2 separate regions of the Homo sapiens genome follow, and region 2 is linked to region 1. Evidence: chromatin loops called from intact Hi-C (ENCODE). Cell type or tissue: gastrocnemius medialis. All regions are shown on one strand. Each heading gives the region's core, and the rest is flanking DNA. Links, peaks and the distances in the headings are about the cores only.

What was found. Peaks named below come from ENCODE experiments on the same cell type or tissue, not always from the same donor. Only the 100,000 strongest peaks of a DNase experiment are listed, where the experiment ranks them.
Region 2: it touches region 1 in a loop (2.9-fold over the local background); 2 of 110 quality-filtered maps call a loop at or near these places.

Annotation. Positions count from the first base shown.
Region 1 is chr2:27,275,277-27,283,599 of GRCh38, forward strand. It overlaps DNAJC5G (DnaJ heat shock protein family (Hsp40) member C5 gamma), which reads left to right and starts at 157. Exons shown (of 7, transcript NM_173650.3): 1 at 157-277; 2 at 830-1,111; 3 at 1,450-1,565; 4 at 2,478-2,739; 5 at 2,912-3,056; 6 at 4,890-4,957; 7 at 5,153-6,223. The coding sequence starts at 1,453. The coding sequence ends at 4,939. TRIM54 (tripartite motif containing 54) reads left to right here and starts at 7,153. Exons shown (of 9, transcript NM_187841.3): 1 at 7,153-7,623. The coding sequence starts at 7,456. It also overlaps a transcript of SLC30A3 not described here. In gastrocnemius medialis, for the core only: CTCF peaks have their summits at 4,821 (motif pointing left) and 5,020; DNase peaks (open chromatin) are centred at 6,335, 7,025 and 7,795; H3K4me3 peaks cover 2,003 bases; H3K27ac peaks cover 3,235 bases.
Region 2 is chr2:27,118,635-27,126,957 of GRCh38, forward strand. CGREF1 (cell growth regulator with EF-hand domain 1) reads right to left here and starts at 494. Exons shown (of 6, transcript NM_006569.6): 1 at 212-494. ABHD1 (abhydrolase domain containing 1) reads left to right here and starts at 5,181. Exons shown (of 9, transcript NM_032604.4): 1 at 5,181-5,428. The coding sequence starts at 5,315. RefSeq lists an enhancer at 1-427 and silencers at 5,026-5,105, 5,126-5,265. In gastrocnemius medialis, for the core only: no CTCF peak of the experiment used is centred there; DNase peaks (open chromatin) are centred at 4,757, 5,117, 5,497 and 7,967; H3K4me3 peaks cover 1,883 bases; H3K27ac peaks cover 4,108 bases.

The DNA.
Region 1 (8,323 bases), core at 8-8,007:
GAATCCCTGCCCCAAGGCCTGGCAGCAACGCTCCTACGCTGCCTTGGGCCGCAGGCCTGCTAAGCCCTCCGCTCTCGCTTCCCTGCGCGCGAAATAAGTCCCAGGGCCAATGTGGCCTCCCCACCCAGTGCTTCCGGGGGCGCCAAAAAACGACCTGCCCAGACCCTCAGCGTCGACGCTGCGCACAAGCGCAGTCAACTGCTGGACCCGGCCGGTGTGAAGTTTCACACCCAAAAGGATGAAGGGCACCCACCTGGCTTAAGAGAACGACTCCCAGGTAAAGGGCCAGACCCAGGTGAGGAGTCGGCACAGGGCCAGAGGTGCCCTGCACACTCAGAGCTCTCCCTTTGAGCTCCTTGCCTTGCTCGGTTCTCCTGGGCCGCAGGCGTCTACCCTGCTCTCTGGGGTTCCGCTGCCTTTTCCTTGCCAGGTCTTTCCCACAGCAACGCCTTTTCTCTTCCTTCTCCAGCCTCTGAGTCCTCTTCCTCCTCTCCCCACTGTCCCACCTCTGAGGGACAGAAGTGGGGTGGTTTGAGAGCAGGAGACTGGAGGGAAGAAGCAAGTCCAGGCCTAGCTGCAAGCACTCCCCACCCCCGCCCCCGCCCCCGCCCCCGCCCCCGCCAGGCTCTAGGACACTTGACTTCTGTTAGGCCTCACACGGTTTGGTCTGAAGTGTTTCTCTCTTAATAGCTGTGGATCGGCGAGGCTCAATGGCTCACGCCTGTAATCTCAGGACTTTGGGAGGCCGAGGTGGGTGGATCACCTGAGGTCAGGAGTTCAAGAACAGCCTGACCAACATGGTGAAACTCTGTCTCTACTAAAAACACAGAAAATTAGCCGGGCGTGGTGGCGTGCACCTGTAATCTCAGCTACTCGGGAGGCTGAGGCAGGAAAATCGCTTGCACCCAGGAGGTGGAGGTTGCAGTGAGCCGAGATCGCGCCATTACACTTCAGCCTGGGCAACAAGAGCAAAAAACTCCGTCAAAAAAAAAAAAAAGAAGAAGAAGTTGTGGAGCTGTCTGATTCCTGATCCTGTCCGTTCAGGCTGGGGCCGCCCTGGTCTTTCAAACCCAGCAGTGAGCTTGGACAGACCCAGAGGTGTTTACTCCAGGTAATAGGAGCTCTAGACAAAATCAGGCTCTTTTCCTGGCTTAGACCTCTCCCTGCTTACAACACCTCTAGGATGTGGGATATCTAGAGGTCTGTGTAGCTGGAGGATGCTGGGAAATGTGAGGAGAAGATGTTTCCTCCTTAAAATTGGAATCTTTCTGATCACCTGAATTCTCCTGCTAGCCACAAATCCCACTCACTCTTATCTTATCCTTGTCCTTCTGTCATCGTTTACCTGCCTAATCCCTGAAGGTAGTGAGTTTCCTGTCACTGGAAGTGCACTTCTCGGTACCCTTACTTGTAGAAGTTCTCACAGATGCTGCTTCTCCTCTGGCTCAGATCATGTCTACTGTGAAGGAAGCAGCACACCGGCTGTCCAAAAGTGAGATGAGCCTCTATGCAGTGCTGGATCTTAAGAAGGGCGCCTCACCTGAAGACTTCAAAAAATCCTACAGGTTCAGACCTCAGCCCTTTATTGATCCTTGGAATTTCCCCCTTAAACCTTTTTCTTTCTGTATCTCTTTTGCTATCTGACTCTTTTTTTTTTTTTTTTTTTTTGAGAGGAAGTCTCGTCCTGTCACAGAGCAGAGACAGAGACTATTGAGAGTGCAGTGGCACGATCTTGGCTTACTGCAACCTCTGCCTCCCAGGTTCAAGCAATTCTCTCACCTCAGCCTCCTGAGAAGCTGGGACTACAGGCGTGCACCACCACGCCTGGCTAATTTTTGTATTTTTAGTAGAGACAGGGTTTCGCCATGTTGGCCAGGCTGGTCTCAAACTCCTGACCTCAGGTGATCTACCTGCCTCGGCCTCCCAAAGTGCTGGGATTACAGGTGTGAACCACTGTGCCTGGCCTACGACCCGTTTGTTTGTTTGTTTGTTTGTTTGTTTGTTTTGAGACAGTCTCGCTCTGTTGCCCAAGCTGTAGTGCAGTGGTGCAGTCTCGGCTCACTGCAACCTCCACCTTCCGGGTTGAAGTGATTCTCCTGCCTCAGCCTCCCGAGTAGCTGGGATTACAGGTGCCTGCCACTATGCCCAGCTAATCTTTTGTATTTTTGGTAGAGACAGGGTTTCACCATGTTGGCCAAGCTGGTCTCAAACTCCTGACCTCATGATCCGCCCACCTTGGCCTCCCAAAGCGCTGGGATTACAGGTGTGAGCCAGTGCTCCCAGCCCTATGACCCATTTTTAAGTTCCAACAAGCCCTCACTTTGGGGCCAAATGGCACCATCACCCTCTTCATTATAGTATGGGAAGGAGTTTAGACCTTGGATGCTTGCCTCCATCCTTTGTACCACATCTCATGCATTCCTTCTGCACTCTCTAGAGACTAATCCATGTCATTCATCGTAAGTCTCCTTCCCCAGCCATTCCGCATTGCTTCCCCACCCTCCTTTTGAGTATCACCTGGGTAGGAAACTGGCCTTGCGGTATCATCCCGACAAGAATCCAGGGAATGCTCAAGCAGCAGAAATATTCAAAGAGATCAACGCAGCTCATGCCATACTGAGCGACTCTAAGAAGCGGAAAATTTACGACCAGCATGGCTCATTGGGAATATATCTGTATGATCACTTTGGTGAAGAAGGCGTCAGATACTATTTTATTCTGAATAGTTGTTGGTTCAAGGTACACAATTCTCCAGGTCCTTTAAGAATAAGGAAAGAAGGGTGACCTTCCTTTCCTTATGACAAATGCTTCTGTTGTCTCATTTTCTGGGTGCCAGGAGGATTGAGGGAGGGAAGCTTGAGCAGTCATATAGAAAACTGCTGGACTGAGGCCATTCTCGCCTACCTTTTAGACACTTGTCATCCTGTGTACTCTGCTCACTTGTTGCTGTTTCTGTTGTTGCTGCTGTTTTTGCTGTGGAGCACTTAAACCACCACCTGAGCAGGATAGTGGGAGAAAATATCAGCAGAATGTCCAGAGTCAGCCTCCAAGGTCAGGTGAGAACTGCAAGCAGGGACTGTGAGGTAAGAAATGTCTGGATTGGGAATGAAAGAAATGATTGGGGTTGGGCACAATGGCTCATGCCTGTAATCCCAGCACTTTGGGAGGGTGAGGCGGGTGGATCACTTGAGGTCAGGAGTTGGAGACAAGCCTGGCCAACATGGTAAAACCCTGTCTCTACTAAAAATACAAAAATTAGCTGGGCATGGTGGCACCCACCTGTAGTCCCAGCTACTTGGGAGGCTGAGGAGGCAGAAGAATCGCTTGAACCCGGAAGGCAGAGGTTGCAGTGAGCTGAGATCGCGCCACTGCACTCCAGCCTGGGAGACAGAGCAAGACTCCATCTCAAAAAAAAAAAAAAAAAAAAAAAAAGAAAAGAAAAGAAAGAGGCTGGGCATGGTGGCTCAAACCTGTAATCCCAGCACTTTGGGAGGCCGAGGCGGGCGGATCACGAGGTCAGGAGTTTGAGACCAGCCTGACCAACATGGTGAAACCCTGTCTCTACTAAAAATACAAAAATTAGCCAGGTGTGGTGGCGGGCGCCTGTAACCCCAGCTACTTAGGAGGCTGAGGCAGGAGAATTGCTTGAACCCGGGAGACGGAAGTTTCCGTGAGCCAAGATCATGCCACTGCACTCCAGCTTGGGCAACAGAGTGAGACTCCATCTCAAAAAAAAAAAAAAAAAAGAAAGAAAGAAATGGTTGAGGGTGAGAAAGACCTGTGAAAATGGCAGGTTAATCCCTAAATATGACAATTTCAAGTCTTCAAGTCTGGCACTGGGACAAAGTGAAGAAAAAAAAAAGATCAATATGTTTCTGTGCATCACACGACAAACTGACAGTTTGAAGGTAGTAGTGTCAGCTCCTGTTAAGCTAAGGAATGGGGTGGGAGAGTATGTCTAGAGAGGACAGTTAGGTTAAGACAGATTTGAGGATGCAATTTTTGTTGTTGTTGTTTTGTTGTTGTTGGTGGTGGTGGTGTTGAGATGTAGTCTCAGTCTGTCACCCAGGCTGGATGGAGTGCAGTGGTGCGATCTCAGCTCATTGCAACCTCTGCCTCCCGGGTTCAAGCGATTCTACTGCCTCAGCCTCCTGAGTAGCTGGGATTACTAAAAAATTAGCTGGCTAATTTTTTATTTTTAGTAGAGTCAGGGTTTCGCCATGTTGGCCAGTCTGGTCTCCAACTCCTGACCTCAAGTGATCCACCTGCCTTGGCCTCCCAAAGTGTTGGGTTTATAGGCATGAGCCACTGTGCCTGGCGGGATGCAATTTTTTCCATCTACTCAAAGGAAAGGGCCAGTTGCAGTGGCTTGTGCCTGTAATCCCAGCACTTTGGGGAGCCAAGGTGGGCAGATCACTTGAGCTCAGGAGTTTGAGACCAGCCTCAGCAACATCATGAAACCCAGTATCTACAAAAAAAAAAAAAAAAATACAGAAGTCAGCCGGTCATGGCAGTGCACACCTGTAGTCTCAGCTACAGGGGAGGCTGAGGTGGGAGGATTATTTGAGTCTGGGAGGTTGAGGTTACAGTGAGCTGTGATCATGCCACTGCACTCCAGCCTGGGTGACAGAGTGAGACCCTGTATCAAAAAAGAAGAAGAAGAAGAAGGAAAGGAGGAGGAGGGGGAGGGGAAGAGGAAGAGGAAGAAAAGAAAAGGAAAGTCTGAGATCATTCCCCCCCAAATGAACTTTTATAAGCTGATTGAACTTGACACCAGCGCCACCTGGTGATGCTAATGAGTAACTGCAAGGTAACGGTTTTCTCATCAGTACACTACGAAAAGTTACTAAACGTTTGTATATGTAAACATATATATAATTCCATCATAGGAGCCAAATGTGATTTTAGAAGCGAGGAAAATAGCGAAGATGATTTTTAAGAGATGAAGAAGGATGAGGTATGTAAACCGAAAGGCAGCAACAGTTATCAGATAAGAAAAGCATGTAAGCTAACGTCAGATGAGTCATTAGTAGAAAGTTTACATCCTTATAGTATGGACTATGTGTTTATATCCTTACATGTAGGGGTTTGCTTTAAGTTCTAGGTAATTATTCCTTCTGATTAATAAAGCGCCACCTTCTTCCGCCACTAGGTGCTGACCCAGTGAGGGTGCCTTCTGCTGCCCAGTCCCCTGGACACATTGAAGAGAGGAGCAAGTAGCCCTGTCCTGACATTGACCCTGATTTGACCCCTCTTCTTATAAGGATCTCAAGAATCTCTTCAGAAGCACTGATGACGTTGATCCCAGTAAGGACATCACCTCTACCCTTGGTACCACAACTCTGTATGGGGTTGCCCAGCTACTCTTCCTTTCAGTTGCAGTCCCAATTTTACTCCGTCAGAAAGCAGCCCTCCCCTCCCTCCCCTTATGAGGTCTCAGGCAGTGGTGGCAGATTTTTCCTGAAGAGTCTTTTTCCTGTGTCTGCCTTGTTATTGGAACCAATGCCAGCTGGTAGGATCCCTGAGCCCCTTGCGATATCACCACCAAGAGCCTGATAACTGAGCAGGGTGGATCCTGTCCCTGGAGCTGCTGCACCCATTAATTCTCCCTTGTTGCAACTCTGTGTACCAAGAACCCCTAGCATCAGCCTCATTCCTAAGCCAATAACGCCTGTATGGAGTTGGTTTCATCTTCTGGTGCCCACGGCCATTGGCATTGCCAGCCTCATTCCATGCCACTATGAGTCAACTCAGGAAAACTGCGAGTGCATTTGAGGCTTAGGGGTAGTCATTCCATCTTTAGATTATCCTTGGACTTCAGCTACCAGCACAGCATGCATTAGCCTTGGTCCTGTAGGTTAACTGAAGTTCAAACATCAGTGCCAGCTTGCCTCCATCCTTTTCACATATTATGCAGGCCAATTGACATATAATTTGTTCTTAAAAATAGGGGCATGAAATATGTGATCTGGAAAAGATTGTACTTTCTGGACTCTTTTCCCACTCTTGCCTCTTTGTGCTGCTGTTTCGTATCCTCCTCACACCGTGTATTTCCCACCCACTCAGGGTCACAGCCTACTAATTCCTCAAACTTCTCTCCCTGGACTAGGAGAAAGGCTAAAGAATGTCAGTAAATAAAAGAGCTTTCATCCAATCCCAAGGCATATATTATGCCCAAAAAAGACAAATTGTGTCTGGGGTAGAGAAAAAAGGCCTAAAGAAATTGCTTCTTGGCCTTTTGCCTAAGATCAAGTGGAGAAGACTTGTAGGAGAAAAAGAAGACCAGTGCTCACAAGTGGGGCAAGCCTGGCTTGGAGAGTAGGAGTCCTGGACAACTGTGGAGCTGGGTCAGAGGCTTCCCGGAGCCTTGTGATTATGACTTTGTCAGTGCTCTAAAATTTCCCTGGAGATTGATTCCCTGGGTGCCCAAAATAGGTCCCTGGCATTCAGGTCCTTTCTGCCCAGCTCACCTTCTCCCAATTTCCTAACAAATTTGAGTCCTTGGAGTGGCTCCAGGGATGTGTTCACGGACCAGAATCCCACATTTCCTCGGGGGCATGCTCATAGGTAGGTCCAGGCCTTGGCACAACAGTCATTTCTAGCCTCTTGAGCTTCTTTTCCTAGGGTGATATAAGAAAAGGCCAGGGAAGAACAAAAATGAGCCAGAGGTGTTGGACAAGAGGCTTGATGTAGTCCCTGGAGCTGCTGTTCTGAATCACACAGTCTTGAGGAGGAGGACCAGGGTCACTGGCTGAGCCTGTGGAGGAGGCAACCGCTACTGACTCTAAGTCTGGCAAGATCTTTCCTCCCACCCTGAGCTATGTATGGGTGCCTCTCACACAGGCAGATTTAGATTCTGTGTCACTGTCCTGGAAGAAGGGCCCAAGCCAGAACAGGGGTCCCGGGCTGAGAGGAGCCTTCAGAGTGAGAGGGCAGCACCTTTGCTGACCCACCTTTCACTGTAAGCAGTGGCACTCACCCCTGCCCTTGCTCAAGGGAGTCACCCATTCCTGAGTGAGTCAGGGTCACTCACTCCATGACAGCTGTGGCTCGCCTTACATGAGCTAAATTGGGAATTGGAATGTCATGCAGATGCCCCTTGTCTCCCAACCCCCACAGTAAAATTAATCTGCTCTCTGGGGAGTAAGGGACAAACAGTGCTACCCACAGAGTGAACAAGAGAGAGTCATTTGGGAAACAAAAGGAGAATTTTACAGAGAGAGAGGGATAGCTAAAACTACGTGAGCCTGGCGAGGGTGCAGAGCAGAAAGTAGAGACTGTCCGAAGACTGCTATCTGGGACGAGACAAGTTGTTAAAGGGACAGGAGAGAAAGCAGAGCTATTTCAAGAGTGAGCCACAGAAGGGAATCCAGAGGCCATCTAAGCGAGGAAGGGTCTACAGGCAGTGAGTGAAGGCCAGGAGCAGGGCCCAGGCCAGGCACGACCACCGAGGGGATGAACTTCACAGTGGGTTTCAAGCCGCTGCTAGGGGATGCACACAGCATGGACAACCTGGAGAAGCAGCTCATCTGCCCCATCTGCCTGGAGATGTTCTCCAAACCAGTGGTGATCCTGCCCTGCCAACACAACCTGTGCCGCAAATGTGCCAACGACGTCTTCCAGGTGGGTGCCAGGGACGGGGCAGGGCCAGGTAAAGCAATGCAGACCTGTGGGGGACTGATCAGGTCAGAGCTGAGACCCCAGAAGGTGATGGATAGAGTGCTCTCTGAGGTGGGTGGTGGCTGTTGTGGCTGGAGAGCAGAAGGGCTGGGGTCCAAGCAAATCCCAGAGCAAGCATGAGTCAGCAGCTGCCCTGCAGGCTGGCAGGTACAGCCTGTGCATAGACGGCAGCTGGAGTGCTGGGATCTACCAAGGAAAGTAGACCCTGTGGAAACTGGGAGGGAGGGTATCCCACACCGGGCTTTATAAGAGCCTGTGCCAGACTCTGCATTCCAGTTTGGAGTTTCAGACTTCGAGAGCATTGTGGAAAATACGGAGAAAAGATTAATGAGATAATGAAACGTTAAAAAACAAACAAACAAAACCCGACCCTGTGAGAAAGCTCCATAATGGCAGTAAAACTATTTGTATTTAAGGAAAGTTGAAGGCATCCATTGTGGGTGACAGAGTTAGACATAGTGGGCAGGAGACTGGGAACTCTCCCCAACTTGAGTTCATACCTGTTACCCTCCAGATTGTTCAGTAAAGAGGCCTACTGGTTAAAAGCTACTGAGGTCACTTGACAAGCAGGGAGAAGGCAAAGAAATTTACTTCTCAGAAGTCCAGCCAGTTTTGTTTTATCTGTGGTCATGGGGCCAAGCAG
Region 2 (8,323 bases), core at 93-8,092, 160 kb before region 1:
GGCTCGCTCTCCAGTCCCTTCCTCCACCTGCCCTCAGGGTACACAGGGGCAAGGGCCACTGCTCCCGCCGCGTCTGAGCCGCAGGGGATGCAGAGGGACTGCGCTCTCGGGATCTGGACCAGAGGCTGGAGGCCACCTACCCCGCGCGGCCCTGGCTGGCTGACGGCGATGGGCTCGGGTCTCCGGCCGGCCGGGGCGGGGTGTCACCCACCTGCTGCGGCGCCGCGCGGCTCTGGGGGTCCAGCTCCGTGGGCGCTCCTGGCTGCTGCGCCGCCCGCGCCTCGCCTCCCGCCGCCAGCCTCCCCCGGGCCGCTCCACGTGGCCGCTCCACGTCGCCCTCCCGGCTGGAGCCGCCGCCCTGGCCGGGCAGAGTCCGGAGCCAGTGCCAGCCGCCGCCCCGCCCGCCGGACCTGGCCCTTCGCAGCTCCACCAGCGCCCCCGCTGCGCCCGCGGCCGGAGGGGCTGCGCGCGCCCGTGTGAGTGTGCGCGTGTGTGCGTGCGTGAGTGCGCATGTGCGCGTGTGCGAGTCCGCGTGTGCTCGTGAGTGCGCTCGTGTGCTTGTGCGGGTGTGCACATGCGTGTGACATTGTGAGCGTGAGTGTGAGCATGTGTAAGGATGCACGTGTGTGAGCGTGCATGTGTGCGCGGATGTGTGCGTGTGCCTGTATGCACACATGTGAGTACAGAGAGACCAAGAGACAGTGAGGCCAGTGTGCATCAGAAGTATGTTTAACTGTGCTCATGCTTTGGTTGCCACTTTCTCTGCCTGAGGGACCCAGATGTATGTGACAAAATGGAACCTAACTTACTGTTAGCATGTGCGGTTGTGACTGGCATGTGTGGCTCTGTGTATGAGGAATTTGTGACACGGTAGGGGGTATTTTGTGTGACTGTGCATCCGTGTGATAGTGTGGGCTTCAGGGGCCGGGCGTGGTGGCTCACACCTGTAATCCCACCACTTTGGGAGGCCAAGGCGGGTGGATCACGAGGTCAGGAGATGGAGACCATCCTGGTTAACACAGTGAAACCCCGTCTCTACTGAAAATACAAAAACATTAGCCGGGCATGGTGACGGGCGCCTGTAGTGTCAGCTACTCGGGAGGCTGAGGCAGGAGGATGGCATGAACCTGGGTGGTGGAGCTTGCAGTGAGCCGAGATCACGCCACTGCACTCCAGCCTGGGTGACAAAGCAAGACTGAGACTCCGTCTCAATAAATAAATAAATAAATAAAAAATAAATGATAGTGTGGGCTTCAGGGTATGGCCAATGTGTGACTGACTGCCCAGGGGTGTGGCGGTGCAGAGTGTTAGAGGCATATGTATTGGGGTGTCAGGGTGAACTCTTCCTGAGTTGTTTGTGACACTCCATCACAGCGACACTGTCATCACAGCGACAAGCCCACTCTCATCCTGTCCTCCTCCCAGTGATGAACACTGCTTGTCACTGCCTTTTTAGATCACGGATTCTGCTGGTTTCGGCAATACCTCTCCTACCTCTGGTCATTTCAAAAAGGTCTCCATTTTCTTCACCGTCAGAGTTCCTCAGGGCCCTCTCCTCACTTTCCATCTGCTCATGTGCTCATCTGCTCACCTAGCTCCCATCACTGTTATGCATTGACTCGTGTCCTTCACAAAGTTATATGTTGAAGTCTTAACCTCCAATACCTCAGACTGTGACCTTATTTGGAAATAGGGTCATTGCAGATGTAATCCATTAAGATGAGGTCATACTGGAGTAGGGTGGGCCCCTAATCAATATGACTGGTGTTCATATCAAAAGAGGAAATGTGGACACAGACACACACATAGGAAGAACATTGCTATGGCCTGAATATCCCACCAAATTCATGTGCTGAAACTTAGTCCCCATTGTGGTGATATTAAGAGGAGGAAGCCAGGCACAGTGGCTCACACCTGTAATCCCAGCACTTTGGGAGGCCGAAGTGTGAGGATCTCTTGAGGCCAGGAGTTTTCGACCAGTCTGGGCAACATAGTGAGACCGTGTCTCTACAATAAATAAATAAATAAAAATTAGGCATGGTGGTGCACGCCTGTAGTCCCAGCTATTTGGGAGGCTGAGGCAGGCAGATCCCTTGAGTCCAGGAATTTGAGGTTACAGTGAGCTGTGATCCTGCCACTGCACTCCAACCTTGGTGACAGAGCGACATCCTGCCTCTGAAAAAAACCAAAAAGGAGTAGGGCCTTTTGGGACATGATGAAACCATGAGGGCTCTCCCCTCATGAAGGGATTAATGACCTTATGAAAGAGGTTTCTGAGAGAGTTCACCCCTCTTGCTCTCTTGCCTTTCTGTCCCTTCCATCACATGAGGAAACCCAGACGCACCATCTCTGAGGAATGGACCTTCACAGACACCGAACCTGCCAGTGCCTGGATCTTGGACTTCCCAGTCTCCAGAACTGTGAGGAATAAATTTCTGTTGTTTGTAAATTACTCAGTCTGTGGGATTTTGTTATAGCAGCACAAACTCACTAAGATGTTTGTGAAGATGAAGACAGAGATCAGGGTGATGCTTCTACCAGTCAGGGAGTGCCAAAGATTTCCAGCAAAATGCCAGAAGCCAGGGGAGAGGCATGGAATAGATTATTCCTCACGGTTCCCAGAATGAACCCACCCTACTGATATTTCAGTCTTGACTTCTAGTCTCCAGAAGTGTGAGACAATAAATCTCTGTTGTTTAAGACAGTCCCCAACCTTTTTGGCACCAGGGACCAGTTTCAGAGAAGACAATCTTTTTTTTTTTTTCTTTTTTTTTTCTTTTTTTGTATTTTTTTAGTAGGGACGAGGTTTCACCATGTTGGCCAGCCTGGTCTCGAACTCCTGACCTCAGGTGATCCGCCTGCCTTGAACTCTCAAAGCATTGGGCGTTACAGGCGTGAGCCACGTGCCCAGCCTCAGAGAAGACAATCTTTCCACAGATCAGAAGGGTTGGGGGTGAGGGTGATGGTTTTGGGATGAAACTTCCACCTCAGATCAACAGGCATTAGATTCTAATAAGGAGCACGCAACCTAGATCCTTCTTGTGTGCAGTTCACATAGGGTTTGCGCTCCTATGAGAATCTAATTCCACTGCTGATCTCAGGCAGTAATGCTTGCTCATCCTGCTCACCTTCTGCTATGCCACCTGGTTCCTACCAGGTCATGGACCAGTACCAATTTGCAGCCCAGGGGGTTGGGGACCCCTGGTTTAAGACACCCAGTTTGTAGTGCTTTCTTACAGCAAACTGCCAACTAATACACCACCTAAATGCTGATGATTGCCAATTCTCCACCTCCAATCTCTAAGCCCCAGGCCACTTCAGGCATTGAATATCCTACTAATTTGTGCCTGAGTTTTAATTTATAAAGGTGGCTGAGTGAGGACATGAAGAGGTCACTGCTATTGAAAGAAAAGCTTAATGTTATTTGCAGTTCCCCTAGAAACAAAAGGCACGGTCACAGGGGGAAGTGCCAGTGTCACTCAGGAGGCAGAAAGAAGCGAAGGGAAGGTACAGGCCTTTATTGGGGTTTACTTCTCCCAGTAAGGCAGGAGAAGCAGTTTGGGACTGGCTAGTTTGAATAATTCCAGAGTGCTCTGGGGCACAGGGACAGGTCCTGGTTACCTGGTCCTGGGTTGATTTAGGGCAGGGGAGATACTGGCTTGGAATGTGAAAGTTAGAGAAAGGAAGTGCTCAGAGTGTGAGCTCTGGATTGTAGGGGAGATGTAAACAACCTTGGCCATTAGGTTGGCCCTGTGATTTATGGATGCCAAATAGACAAATACAGAACCTAAGGAAACACAGTTAAAACACCTACCAGCACCCCAACTTCTACATGTCTGTGTCTAAATGCATCATCTTCCTCTTCAAACCTTCCTCTCCTCTGTTTCCCTGTCCCAGGGATGGACACTTTATATCTGTGCAGTCAGAAACCTGGAGGTCATCCATGTTCCTCCTTCTTCCCCTGCCTCCAATCTACTACCAGGTCCTATCAATTCTGCCACTGATCTTGAAGATCTTCACTCCTCTCCTGGGTATCCTCCAGTCCGGGCATCTTTTGAGCCTGGCGTTCTGTTAGCAGCCTCCCAGTGGCCTCTCTGCTTCTACTTTCCTCCTCCTCCAATCTATTCTCCAAGCAACTGAATGATTCTCCTAAAACATAACTCATGTCACCCTTCCCTTCTTAAAACCCCTGGATGGCTTTCCTCTGACCCTAGGATAAACTGCAGCAATTATGTGGTCCTTGACCACCCACATGCTCCAGCCACACCAACTTTCTTTGTTCCCTTAAGACATCCTTCACCTCCAGGCTTTTGCCTTTGCTGCCCCCTCTGCTAGAACACCCTCGCGTGAAGTCCGGGCACCTCCGCAGTGCTCCCATGGCAGCTGGTACTTCTCTTGTGTGGACCATGTTAAGCCCTGATGACTTGTGGACCTCCTAGAAGCTTTACGGTGTATTGATACCTAGGCTCCTCTCCAGACTAACTGTATCGGGGGTAGGGCCTGGGCACTGGTAGTTTTAAAAATCCTAGATGATTCCGATCTGCAGTCAAGGTTGAAAGCCACTACTCTTAGTAGACGACCTCCTATATTTCAATGAAGACACGGACAGTAACATGGGGGGTCTGTATCAAGTGCCTGGTACAGGGCGGGTGGTGAGCAAATTATCTACTGTACGAGGACTGTGTGGCAGGGACTGTATGAGACAATGCAGAGTGACACTGCAGGAAGGTGCATGTGTTGCAATGCCACCACTGAGCAGCTGAAAGCTTTGTGACAGTGTGGGGTGTCACAGTCGGACAGTGACTGGTGAGGGTCACTGTGAATGGCTGTAGTGTGTGACAGAGCAGAATGTCACTGCAGGAGTAGCTGTGTCCTGTGCGTGACTGACTGCGAGCGCCTAAGGGACTCTGGCCAGGCTGCTGGACTCGGGGCGTCGCCGGGGAAGAGTTTAAGGGAGCTGGAGATGCCCCGCACCAAGATGGCAGCTGGGGGAGGCCGCTTGTCTCGGGCTGCACAGCCAAGAACCGCGGAGGGGAAGAAGGCAGGGGAGGGCGGGAGGCCATTCGCAGGTCACTCGGGTTAGATCCGCGCGAGGCACTAGGCGACCAGCCACCCAGCCCCGCGACCAACTAGCGCCGCCTCTCGCCGCCCATCCCGGGGCACCGGCGGTGGGCGGGGCCAGCAGCGCAAACTGCCTGCAGCGGGGACCGGACCTGCACAGGCCGCCTATGGCGGGCGGCGGGTGGGACCGCGAGTTACAGCCGGCCAACTGGGGCCAGCCAGGAGCCTGAGGGTCGGAAGCCCCCAACACAAGATGCTGAGCTCCTTCCTGAGCCCCCAGAATGGCACCTGGGCAGACACCTTCTCTCTGCTCTTGGCTCTTGCCGTTGCCCTCTACTTGGGCTACTACTGGGCATGTGTGCTTCAGGTGGGTGCGGGTCCACCGCTCTGGCCAGCGGGTTTGGGTGTAGGGGGCAGCTTCCAGACACGGGCTTGGGCCCTTGGTGGGAACTGGGATGGTTGGGCTTCCCCACAGGTGAAATTTGCTACCACCGAATGGAGAGTCGGCTCTGCCTCTCTAGTGCCTCTGCATCCCATGTGATCCCCATGCCAGCTGGGCCTTTTGGGTACCGGAGGGTGCTGCTCCCTATAATGTGGACAAGCATTTGGGGAAAGGTGGGGTGGAAGGCATCCTGAGGTATCAGAGATGTGCACACTTTGCGTTCCTTTTTAGGTGGTTTAGCTGAGTCTTTCAGCTGCACTGAAGGAAGGAACCAGAGGTCTGTGGGTCATGGCTAACTCCCAATACCACCCACCCCCCAAATAGCTTAGTAGGACCTCCCTTCCCTTAAGGGCTGGCTGAGGTCAGAACTGGCCTAGCTCAGAACTGATGGATGACCCCAACTGTCCTTGCTCATTCAGCCGTTTTATGTTCCAGGCTCTCCATATAGTGAGTGTGATGAGAAAGTTTGAAGAGGTTGATTTTGATGAATTTGGAGACTTTTCTCACTGAAATTTAGATATATACATAATTTACATATCCAGGAAAAGCCAAATCTCTTCATCTTCATTAAACTCTGTTCTAGGTAGCTGAGTCTAACAAGACACCTACTGGTTCGAGTCCTTTAAAAAGGTCTATAGGAGACTTTAGTGTTACCTAGACTTTTCCATATTTTCAGAGCTTTCTACATTAGCATATATTGTTTACTAAATGTCTTCCTTAGGGCCGGGTGTGGTGGCTCACGCCTGTAATCCCAACACTTTGGGAGGCAGAGGCGGGAGGATCGCCTGAGGTCGGGAGTTCGAGAGCAGCCTGACCAACATGAAGAAACCCCATCTCTACTAAAAATACAAAAATTAGCCAGGCATGGTGGCACATGCCTATAATCCCAGCTACTCGGGAGCCTGAGGCAGGAGAATCACTTGAACCTGGGAGGCGGAGGTTGCAATGAGCCTCGTGCCATTGCACTCCAGCCTGAGCAACAAGAGTGAAACTCCGTCTCAAAAAAAAAAAAAAAAGTCTTCCTTAATAAAACAGTTAAAAACTCCAAGCCTCACAATACTCTGTAGGCCTCACTTTATACATCAGATTTGGAAGGTCACTTCAGAACAAAACTGCCCCTAAGGAAACACTTTCCTTTACTTGCAACTAGCTGCACAGAAATCTGGGCCCCTGCTGCTTTATAGACTAAACCCTTTATAAGCTAACGAATACTGGTTAAAATGCAGGAAAAGTGCCATTCTGGAGGCCCTCTAGATACGGTGTTTGGATTGGCCAGCACTGTAATGGATCTATACTGATTTAAGCATAGCAACCAGTGCCATATTGTAATACTAATTCATTCTCAGGAGGGAGTCAAGAAACATTTTCTTGAGTTAAAATCAAATTAACCCACATAAATCAAACCTGTGAACAAATTTATAAGTCTTGTTCCACACTACTGGGCCGTTTGACCAAGGAATTAATAAACTGATAGTAACTCAGCCGAGCACAGTGGCTCATGCCTGTAATCCCAGCATTTTGGGAGGCTGAGGCGGGCGAATCACTTGATGTCAGGAGTTCGAGACCCGCCTGGCCAACATGGTGAAACCCCTATCTCTACTAAAAATACAAAAATTAGTTGGGTGTGGTGACGCAAGCCTGTCATCCCAGCCACTCAGGAGGCTGAGGCAGGAGAATCGCTTGAACCCAGGAGGCGGAGGTTGCGGTGAGCTGAGATGGCACCACTGCACTCCAGCCTGGGTGTCAGAGCAAAACTCCGTCTCAAAAAAAAAAAAAAAAAAAGGATAGCAACTCAAAATCTTGGCAATTAGGAGGCAATACCCGACAGTGACTAGACAGCGCAGGCTCTAGAGTCAGACAGACCTGGGTTTGAATCTCCTGCTCTGCCACTAACTAGCTCTGGCAAGCTTCTGGCCCTTGACAAGTTATTCAGCATTCAAATCCGTTCACATAGGGGGATCACAGAACCTATTTCATGGAACTGTTATGAAAATCACAAGACAAAATTTGTGTGAAGTGCTTAGCAGAATGCCTGGAGCTTAATGAGAACTCAACAAATCTTACCTACAAGTACTGGTGGTAATGTCATAGTTAATAATTTTGTTTTGCCTCTTGCTTGCTGTGTAACTGGACAAACCACTTAATCTCTGTCAGTCATAACTTCTTCACTTATAAAATATCTCATAAGTTTGGGCTTAGCCCAGTGCCTTCACACGACTGACAGCTGTCGTAATTCCAGGGCTTAAGGACTAGGGTCCAAAGTCACATCTCCCAACAGTTGCACTATCGACTTGGCATCTCTACCATTTGCCCCTGTAGACTATAGGAACTGTACTGGAGATAGAAATCTGGTCCTCATGTTCCTTAGGGCCCACTGCGGATATGCAGTTTCTATTCTTGAACCTATGGCATACTCCTCCTTCACATGCCTTCCACGTGGCTAGGCTCTCTCATTCACTTGATGTCTGTCCAGAACACAGCAGAGAAGCTGAAAGTCAGGGCTTAGTGCCCACTGACCTCATCTGTCCCTGTTATTTCATCCTTGTCACCTTCCCCCTAGCTGGCATGAAGGAAGAAAAAAATCGATTCACATTAGGGCTGTTCTTCCTTTAGAGCACAATCTAACAGCAGGGGCCCCACAAGTAAGAGAAGATAAGGTCCCCGGTAGAAAGAAGCCCCTTAGGCCAGACGCAGTGGCTTACACCTGTAATCCCAGCACTTTGGGAGGCCGAGGTGGGCGGATCACGAGGTCAGGAGATCGAGACCATCCTGGCTAACACAGTGAAACCCCATCTTTACTAAAAATACAAAAAAAAAAAA